2 separate regions of the Mus musculus genome follow, and region 2 is linked to region 1. A link is a loop called in an ENCODE intact Hi-C map of the cell type or tissue named here. Cell type or tissue: left cerebral cortex. All regions are shown on one strand. Each heading gives the region's core, and the rest is flanking DNA. Links, peaks and the distances in the headings are about the cores only. Region 1 overlaps Grm8 (glutamate receptor, metabotropic 8). Region 2 overlaps Grm8 (glutamate receptor, metabotropic 8).

What was found. Hi-C counts contacts between places; a loop is a spot of excess contacts. Peaks named below come from ENCODE experiments on the same cell type or tissue, not always from the same donor. Only the 100,000 strongest peaks of a DNase experiment are listed, where the experiment ranks them.
Region 2: it touches region 1 in a loop (2.4-fold over the local background); 2 of 42 quality-filtered maps call a loop at or near these places.

What each region holds. Positions count from the first base shown.
Region 1 is chr6:28,088,916-28,094,303 of GRCm38, forward strand. The region is part of intron 1 of Grm8 (glutamate receptor, metabotropic 8); the gene reads right to left. Among named protein-coding and RNA genes, the nearest start is that of Gm52896, 7.3 kb to the right of the region's middle. In left cerebral cortex, for the core only: no CTCF peak of the experiment used is centred there; DNase peaks (open chromatin) are centred at 2,399, 3,148 and 3,669; H3K27ac peaks cover 1,099 bases.
Region 2 is chr6:27,975,338-27,980,725 of GRCm38, forward strand. All of the region lies in intron 2 of Grm8 (glutamate receptor, metabotropic 8), which reads right to left. Among named protein-coding and RNA genes, the nearest start is that of Mir592, 41 kb to the left of the region's middle. In left cerebral cortex, for the core only: no CTCF peak of the experiment used is centred there; DNase peaks (open chromatin) are centred at 2,218 and 2,517.

The DNA.
Region 1 (5,388 bases), core at 225-5,224:
GTGATCCTATCACATGACCCCCTTAAAGAACAGAGGAGGAAACCAACTATCTGATAGTTGTAGTCCAACTGTACTGGGTTCTAGGTGAGTGTGAAACTCACTGACTCATGTTTTGTGACCTTGCAAAAGAGTACCCTCCAAGTCACATAACTAATGCACATAACTAAAATTGGAGCCAGAAAGGATTCAAACACTTGAAACCAGCTGTTAAACTGTGTTCATTATTCTATATCAAACTGTGCAAGCCTTTATGAAACACATGGCATACCCATGATTATACCTATCTGACCCCCTGGCTCTTCTCTGCAGCTGCTCCAAGCAAAGTGGAGTTGGCCCAGCTGCATTTTACCAATGCTATGTGGTCAGGAAAGTGGCTTCCCCAGACTGCCACAAGACACTGGAAGAGCTGAGTATCGGAGAGGAAACGATCCTTCTGAGGTTTCTCAAAGTTGCCATTAGAAGCATCCTAGTCTTGCAATGTGCATTTTACAGAGTGTTCGGAGGGTGATAAACACATCTTTTCCTTGATTTACCATCTGTGGATTTTAAAGCCATTAAGGCACTTTTCTGTCGTTGTTTCCACAAAGCTCCTAATCGCATTTGGTAGTGAGGTGCCCTTACTAATATATTATTCTGTTCTATTGAAAAAGCGGTACTGAGGCAATCTCCAACTTGACATTGGTGCAAGACTGCTCTTTCTTTCCTTTTTTATTTATAACATACAAAGTAAAATAAACCAGCTTGAGACTCAGGCCTTTTCCGGTGCTTCAAATCATTCTTTTCATTTCTTCACAGCTGATAGCTTACATTAGAAAGCTGTTAATACATTTGAGTAGAATTTGTGTTCTCAATTCAACCCAGACTAGCATTGAAAAGACCTGAAGAAGAAACATGGCCTTCCTGGACAGCAGGAATCAATAAGTTGTTACTCTTTGCCAATTGTAGCTTCTGCACAAATGGCTTCATTTCCATCCCTGTTCAGTAGGAGCAGAGTTGACCACAGTAAGTTGAGTCACTGGGTTGCATTGATAGCTGTCACACGGGTAGTACCCACTTGTCTTCAGTAACCTTCATCCTTTGTTGGTTTTCTAGGAGAAAAAAAGTGTACTGACCCTGATCAGCATCAGGACTGACATCCGAATCTGTATGTGCTGTGTTTTTCCCATCTGTGAGAATGATGCACTGTCCATGTGGCCAGCCCCAGGAGTTGTTTTTCTAACAGTGGTGACAGAGTCATTCATTCCATCGGTCGCATCCATATTTATGGAGTCCCTAGCAGGTGCACAGCACTGTTCTGAAAGCTTATGCAACAATGAACAAAACAAATTTCCTGGACTTGGAGAAGCTTCACTGAGGGGAGAGGGAGGAATGGGAGGAAATGGACCAGAAAGTATGTAAACAAATAAATAAGCCCTCAGTGCAGTCTTGGGGAATAGCAAAGCTAAAAAGGACTGAATGAAAATGGTTTTATCCATCCTGGGGCTACTGGCTGAGCTTGAGTCTCAGGAACTGTCTATGGAGTAGAGACTATTGGCACCATTCCTGGCCACCTCCTATTAGCACCCCAGTGTTGACATTGGCAATGTCCTCTGGGGCGCACCTTGTGTTGACAGCCACTGAAACAGGCAGAAACCTGGGGAGGGCAGGGCAGGGCAGGGCACTGAGCTGTCCTTTAAGGGGTGACACTTGAGTTGTACACAGAAGGGGACAGATTCTGAGAGTGGTTCCTAGGAAGAGAGCATGAAGGAGAAGAAAGAGAAGAGCTTGCTCCTAGGGTAGGAGCAAGAGATATCTGAGGCCTGAGCTCCTGTCAGCAGTAAACATACCACAAGACTTGACAGAAATCTGTCAGGGAGGGAAAGCCAAGATGCAGTAGTAGCCAAAGACACAATTTTTGCTGAAACCTAATCACAGAGCTGAAGTTTTAGACCCTTCTCTTTAAATAGGTGCTATCACTTAGAAAGTCTCTGGGGACTTTGGAATACAATTATGGTGAAAATAGGATTTTTAGAGTTTCTTATTTGATTGAAACCAAGTGGTATTTGATATTCCTTATTGATATAATAATAATAATAATAATAATAAAGAAACCTACTTCCTCCTTTTTGTCATAAATTGACCAAATCTAGAACCCCAGAGATCTAGATACAGTCTTAAGTCTGCTACTAAGATGCCTGACAGCCCAGGGCTTAGTCACTTCCCATCTTTTGCTCTGATTCTAATTTCTAAACTGTGGGGGTTGAAATAGATGATTCCTGAAGTTTCTTCCTGGACTGAAAATTCTGTGATTCACTTGCAAATCAGTGCTAAGTAGTTTTTTGTCTCACCATGTGTGAATACTATTAAATATAGCATAATCATAGCAAGGGACTGTACACAACTCCAAGCATTCCAGATGTCACCAGCCCATGCATACAAATCCAATCATATTTCCACTACTGCTTGAATGACCAGACTCAGACTTCCTTCAAAACTCCTCACATCTGAGGCTATTAGCAGATGCTGTATTCAATAAATACAAAGCTAACCTGTCACGACACTCCACACTGGCTTTTGGACCATCTTCCCAGGCACCTCTGCATGAGTCAGATAGGAGACATACATGCTAACAAATCTCCCGTGCCCCCTTGATGCTACTGACGTATGAGGCTGTCATCTCCTGTGCTCTGTTACACTCACTGTGAGTATGCAATGTGTCATACCTCATCTGGGAAATCTATGGCAAAAGGAGAAAACTTGCTAATATCAAATTTGGCCATCTGAATCCCACAGTTCTATGTGTACCCAACTTCTTTCTAGATCTCCAACTAAATTCCACAAATTTCCCTTTAGTCCTTCCTCTTTCCCTTCTCTGCAGGCATGTATACACAAAAACAGATCCCTTCCCTCTCCTGGAAGCAATATTATTCATGGACATTATCTCATACAGCCTCACTCCATGGGACTGATGAACCCGATGCTCTGAAAGCCACAGAGCATCTGGGCTCTGTGAGGAGGCCCTGCCGGCTAGAGAGATGAGAAAACTGAAAGCCACTGGCACCAAAAGCACCAGCAACAGAGCCAGTCTTTGAACCACACATTTCTATTTTCTGACAAATGTATTCTCCACCCAACCACTACATCTGAGCATTTCCTCACCATCCTCCTACATTGAGAGTACAGCCTTGTGGGTGCGATGCAGTCATACCACTCCACCAACATACTCTGTGGTCCTTGCCAAGTCAGCTCCCATAGCCATCCTGGGAAGCCATCAATAAGCTTTCCCAATGTGGTAACATCATCTTCTACAAGAACTGACTTGATTCTCTTCATCCATTTAACTTGGGATTTCCTAGTCGATATAGCAATGTTCAAACTCTGAATTCTGAATTATTAATTCCATAGCCCTATATGCCTTTCCCTGCACTATAAGTGAACATGCAGACTTTGTCAGAGAAATCTAGATTAAACACTTTATGCTTGTATAATACACATGGAACAGTCTTCTCATCTTTCTGTGTTGGGTTGCCATAGAACTATGTCTTCTATAATGGTGAATTTTATTTACTCAGAATTAATATACCTCCATCCATGAGCGCTACAAGCTTCAGAACAACCTCAAGTTCTGAGCACTTCAAACGCACGTCCAACTAGCCTCGGCAGCAGCCTGCTCATACATAATTCTGTAGGAGAGAAAGCAAGCACCTCCAACATTCTGCAAGCCCATGGAAATCCAAGCTGTTTAAATCATTCATAAGTCCTCTTGCATGAGCACTGGAGAGCTTGCCAGCAGAAAGTTCAATCATCGGTTACCACAGACATTCTTAGAAGACCTTAATTATCAGTCAGGGCACTACGGCATTAATGTAGATGAGAGTTGACAGTAGCTGGACTAAGACAATAAGGGAAAAGGTGCACAAGTCAGATTCAGAGGCTAGCCAGGAGATGAAATAGACATGGCTTGTATGCCTACAAACGTGAATGCATATGGGGATAGGGAAAAGGAAGCAATAACCAAGCAATAGCTAAGATTTCTTACAGAGTGGAGAAGCTACATCCAGATTTTTATGACACACGAGAAGACATAGCTGGAAAGAAACATGAGTAGTTGCCTAATAATTTATATTTCATAAGTGATGAAACACACAGTGGGCTATATATTCCTAATTTTTATAAGCTATGTATTATATTCCTAAGAGAAAATATTTACATTTATTATCTATGCATTTGATCATTATTTTTCTGAGCCCTTACTCCAAATATTTCTATCTTAATGGCACAGCAAACTGTATTAGCCAACAAGTAAGGGAGTCAATGGATTGAAGATGAGACTTTTTCAAAACCTAAGAAAAACTCAGTTTTATTCAACAAACATTTGCTGAGCATTAGTCATGGTCTAAGTAGTGATCCGGACTACGGAATTCAATACCAATATATAGCAAGGAAGGAGCAGCAGCCATCACGCTAAGTACAGGTGGTTATTACAACGGCTGCTTCACAGGCAATAAAGCTAATGTAAAAACACATTGAGTGACTTGGATAACAAGTGGAGAGCTATGATGCATGTGTATGTCCACATTACAAGAGTACAGAGCCTGATCCTGCTGTACATACCACTTGAGTCCCTTGGATAGGAAGATTCATGAGAAATTCTATCATGGCTCTCCTGATTGTCACCTAGTTTGTCCATCTCAGAGCTCCCCAGTCATCAGGGTCTTGGCAGTGCACGTGACTCTGTTCACCCGAGTGCTCTGACCCTCCCAGATGTTCCTCCTCACCCCTGCCCGATGATCACAGAGCTCATCTGTTTCCAGTCATTTCACTGTGCAGAAGTGTTGAGATTCCCAGCTTACAAGCAACCCAGTTACCCCCACTCCCCCACCCCCAGAATTCCTAGTGTTTCTTTGGCAACATGTAGTCCCCAGTTCCATTTCCTACAAAAGTTTTATTCTGGAATGCTGCACGGTGTGTGTTTGTTTCAATATCTGGGAGAAATAAATTCCTAAAGTAGAGGTTCCATTTGCCGATGCCCCACTGCTGTGAGAAACCAAGGGCAAGCCAATTGTAAGCCGAGGGACTTGCCACGTTTGTTAAATATAGCCTAGAGTTTGGCTCTCTCTCTCTCTCTCTCTCTCTCTCTCTCTCTCTCTCTCTCTCTCTCTCTCTCTCTCTCTCTCTCTCTAAGATTTAACACCTAGACCAGGACTCTGTGCCTTCAGTTTTCATCCTGAAATTGTTGAGGAAGTAAATTCACCTGGAAACCTCATTTGATAAAGAGCAAGAAGACACAGCAGCTGTTGGAAAGAAATCACCCAAGTGCTAAATCAGAAGGGAAGCTCATTAAGTCCCTACCATCTTTTACAAAGCCAAGAAGCCACTGTCCAAGTTGAAGCTCAGCCAAGACTTCAG
Region 2 (5,388 bases), core at 123-5,122, 110 kb before region 1:
GAACAGCTTTGAAATGATACGCTATTTGATCAGGTTCTGCAGTAATTGTTGAAATCATATACACTTTCTTTGGATCCCACTAGAGCCTCTGCAGTATCGCTGCACCTGCAGTTCCAATTTGCGATTTCCTCAGCCCTCCTTTGAAGTTATTTTTGCCAATTACCTGGTGTTAATATTAATTAAATGTGATTTGCAACTTGAAATGTAGTGTTATCAATGGAACTCAGCTGTATGAATATAAAGTAAAAATTTCAATTGAACTAAAATGTTTCCTTTCATTCATAGTATTTTAGAACATTAATGCTTTTGTCAAATTGATTTTTGCCTACTGGAAGTCATTTTTCCAAAGCAATGAACATCTAAGGGGGAAACTGTTCTTTATGTATGCTTTTCTTTCCATCATTGAAAATACTTTGTTTTAATCTTAAAACTAAATCCATTTTTACTCATAGAAATTTGGTTCTTATTTACAACCTAAGGGGGGAAGTTCTTTCTGATAAAATAATGTGCTCAACAATATATGTATATATATATATATATATATACATATATATATATATATATGATCAGTGGGTAGTTGTCAATTTTATAATATGAATGAAGTGTCCCATTAATGTTTGATTCTCACCAAGATGAGATCAACTGAATCACACCTCAAATTTGGGGGGCAAGTATCATTTTACATACTAAAGTTAATTAATTTAAACGGTGTATCCCATTATTTAAATGCAAGTTGCCAACTCTCTTCACAGTCCTTTCTAACACTGAGATTTTAAGATTCTGAACACATGTCAAATAATAGTCAGAAATGTCCAACATCAGTAAATTAGAAGAAAAGTCACATACAGTAGAAGACTTGACAGATTTAGGTCTATCCTGCCCCTTGTGATATTCGCAACAATGGCTTGAAAGCTTGTCATCTTCGATAAGTCATTCACAAACATGATTACTGATTAAAGGAGGTGTGTCTCCTTACTGTGAAAATCTACAGTGAAAAGATATCCTCCTTTCACAAATTCCTTTTATCTTCAAAGATAAAGCCATGGCTTCCTTGCACTTTATAATGATAGAAGCAGCATTAACATTTATTATCCTGTCTTCCTTTAAAACTAGAATAATAAGGTAAGACAAGGATGTGAAAGAAACTGTCTAAAGACTCAAAGAAGTCATTTACTGAGTCAGGAGCTACAAGCCTCCCAGCTTGTGATAGTAAAACATGATCAAATATCATCAACCCCTTTATTACAGTATCCGTGAGACCTTATATTGAATAATTAAAACAAGACAAATAGAGGAGCGCGGCTCTAACCATTGAGGGTGTGTAACATGGATGATGAATAAGTTGTAACCCAGGAACTACTAAGCTACTCCTTCCCCTCAACCCAAAGGAGACCCAGGGGGAAAATAGAAATAAATTAGGCTAGAAGACACAGTATGGATGTTTATCATTTTCTAGGTGTTATTATTAATAACGGGTTTTTGAAACTGAACAATGTAAAGTAGTTCCACAACCAGTATATAGTCGTATTTGTTGTCTCTGACATTCCTGCTGGAAGCTCCTGACAACATGAACCAGGGAAATAGAGATGCTGGGATCACACATATACCTAGAACCCTGCACTATATACTAAGCCATCCTATTCTTGTAATCAAGACCAGAACAGTGGGATTGCATAAAATGCCAAGGAACTTCTGAAGTCAGTGTATTATAGGCATCTCTATTAACTAAATCCTGTGTCCATGCTTATTTGTTAACATGTTCTTAGGGATTGCCCCGCAGACACACTCCTCTCTCTGGACACCACCCCCTCTGAGACCATCTGTAATGCATTGAACCATACATATGGAGATGTGCTAAAATCCTCACCTCTGTAACTCAAAATGTGACCATTTGGAAATAGAGACAATGCAAACATTATTCATGCTGAGATCATACTAGTAAGGTGGGTCTATCCAATATGGCTGCATCTCTTTAACAACAGAACACAAAGAACTACAACAACATAGAAAGTGGCTATGTGATTTAAGACGCAGTCATTAAAGTGATGTGTCTCCAAAGCTAAGGATGATCGAAGATTGCTGGCACAGCTCGGAAGCTCCAAGAGAGATGAGATTCTCCTCCAAGATCTCAGAATCAGCACACCCCTGAAGCACCTTAGTTTCAGGGTTTTGCTAGCAGAGGTGAGAAGCAATGAGCAACAACTTAAATCACACAGATGGTTCTTTGTTCTGGCACTTCTGCAAAGATGACTCATCTCTCTAGATCACACAGTGTGGGTCTATGTAACTGCGCATACACGTTTGGTTTTGGTCACTGGAAAAAAAAATTCCTACTCTCTTATTAAAAACTATTCATAGTCCTTGAATGAAAAAATTACCCAAAGAAAATAAATGCACATTTTCTATAATAAAAACTGTCTTCAAAGGTGACTAAGAGCCACCTATGGCCACCAATCCACCAAGAAGAGAGAACACTGTCCCGATCTTGGCTTCCCGTTACTGTATGAAGCCATAATTCTCATGAAATCTCTGCCGAGGAGTCTGTTCTTGGCTTCCTTTGTTTCTCACTCTCTACATTCTCAGCCTCGGCACCCACCATTGCCTCCTGAACTCAGATCTTTGTAAGATGGTGCTGAGCGTTCCCGCTTAGCTAGACCAATGCTCCTGTTGCTCGTCTCCACAAAGATGTTGCTGAGAAAGCTCAAACTCCCACTCCACAGGTCTCCCCACTCAAGCTCCCACTCCACACGTCTCCCCACTCCACACGTCTCCCCACTCCGCTTCTGTGACTGTGCTTGCCTTCTCTGAACTGCGCAGCTACAGAGCTCCGTGGTCAGCTGTAACTTTTTGTCTGGCCTTCGAGATCTACTTTTAATCAGTTACCAAGTTCCGTAAACTTGATCTCAGAAATGTCTCTCCTGTCTGTCTACTCTGCTATTTCTACTGCCACACCCCTATATTAAACCAAGACAGATACTGCAGAGGCCCCTTATGTAGTCTTCCATCCTCCACTAATATATTCAACCTGATAGATTTCCTCAGCCCTCGGAAGTTTTGGCAATTACTTAGAACATCAATACCTTATAACTTATAGTACTCAAATGTGTATCGATATCTAACTCTCTATTTTATTTGGCTTTTTTTACTGTGTACTATATTCTGGTCAAACTGTGCTTTCTGTGAACATATATTGTTATTTGTTTAAAAGTTTCTATAAGATATGGCTAGACTGACACTAAGACAGCTAAGATATCAAATCTATCAAATGCCTCCTATATCTCCTCAACAGGGACATTGCCTAGAAATGAGCGATTGTCAATGTCTGTTCTTAACTACCATTAATGCATAATCTTCATTCTCCAAGATTCACAGAAACTACGTCTAGAAACTCAGATTCTGTTAAAATGCAAAACACTCTAATTAAACTGGACATGCAATGTATCACTAAATGAATTTTAATACGTTACATTATGATCTACCTTAATTAATCAGACATAAAACATAGGCTGCCTCAACTTATACTGGAACTTTCTAGCAATCAATGTTGCTGAAGAGAGAAACTCAGAACAGAGAATAGAGTTTTGTGTACAAGTTGAGAGAATACATAACTTTATCAATGGACAGATATTCCAAAACCTGAACGTAACTAACTCTCTCTCAGTCCAGACACTCAGGTTTCTAAATACACACTACTAACATGGTGAGAGCTTGGCAAATGTTACAGAACTAATGAATTTTCATTAGAGTCATCAGATAATTCTGCAATGGGTTAAGTTGCTACTATTTGCCATTCCCATTAATATCATTGTCATGTGAAAGGTTGAATTTCCAGCTATTTTTGTTCTAGATAAAATCTTTGTCATTAAAATGAGGGATGATTCTGATATTTAATATATTCCATGGCACACTCTGGCATGGTACTAATTTGGCCTTTTCAACATTCTGCATATTAAGTGACAATCCATCCCTCCTCCATTCCCCAGATAAGTGAGAACTGAAATAGAATGGACAGCCAATCAAGTCACAGAATACTGAAAGGATCAACACAGGGAAAAAAAATGTGTTTCTGTAATCAGGAGCATCCATGAGGTGCTAAAATTATTTTCTTCCATAGTAATGACTCAGATAGAAACAGTAATGATGGAAGGGCCACCTAGGTCTTCCCATGTGACAGTATTCTCAATGTTCAGGAAAGCCTCCTAAAAAGAAAATCAAGTCCTTCTTATTTTAGTTGCACCTCACTTAACTTTTACAACAATACATTACTTCACATTCTACAATTGGCAAATTATGCCCTTATTGAATTTTTCATAGTAACTGTTCCGTGCACACAAAATGTGTCCCAGCATTGAAGAATGCCCCGAATCACTGCAGAAAACTTATTTCAATATACACTCTCCTATTTTCCTCCACATGTTGAATTATCACTCTGGTAAGAGCCGACATCAGCTGCTTGAATAATGTATTAACCCTGCTTCCAGAAGTCATTGCTTTCATCTGAAGGGGCATTTCCTTTAAGGATAAACATGGGACTTTTTTCCAAGAAAATAATATAATTTAAAGTTTAATGGAAGCATTTGAATCATTTTTATAGCCGTGGTGATATGAGTTAAAATTCCAAAATGCAAGGATTATGGTATCACAGGCACAGTTGGTATGAACACTTGTCCAATTAAATCAATTAACCCCATCTGCCACCTCGACAAGTCTCTCTCTACAGTTTCTGCCACAATACAGCCATAGAGCACATGTTAAATATAAAAATCACTGAGCACAGTAAATTTTCCTGTCCTATTACATCCATTAGAAAGGCTTCAGGCACCTATGACTCTCGAGTGAGAATCTTATTTCAAAAACTTTAGGTTCTTAGTTCCAGGTAATTATAGTTAAATCTCAACCAACCCTGTGATCTCCTCCTGAACCAAAACTTCTAACCATTAAGTGATCAACATAATTTCCTCCTTGAAGTTCTCAATTGCTTTAAAGTAGTCAAGAGATAGTTTTGCATCTCCACAACATCATAATTACCAACACAAAAGAGTAATTTTTAAATAAAATATTATTTAATTGCCAATAATGTCTCCTATCTACAAAGATATATCACTGACTAATTGTCAGTAAGAGTTTGCTGTATGCTGCTTTCTGTTGCCCTGATCTGTTTTTTCTAAGTAATAGAATGGATTTACAGCCTCACAGATAAATATACATGTTGATAAAATAGCTACAGAGACTGGAAATGCTCTTTGAAGAACTCCCAGGACAGGATCTTGCAGCACTTTGTCCTAACTAAGTTTTCACAATTTCCCCTTCATCCCTCTGGAAGCTCTACACTTTTATATACAAATGAAAGATGGAAAAAGTCAAATATGACAAGGAGAGTATGACTTA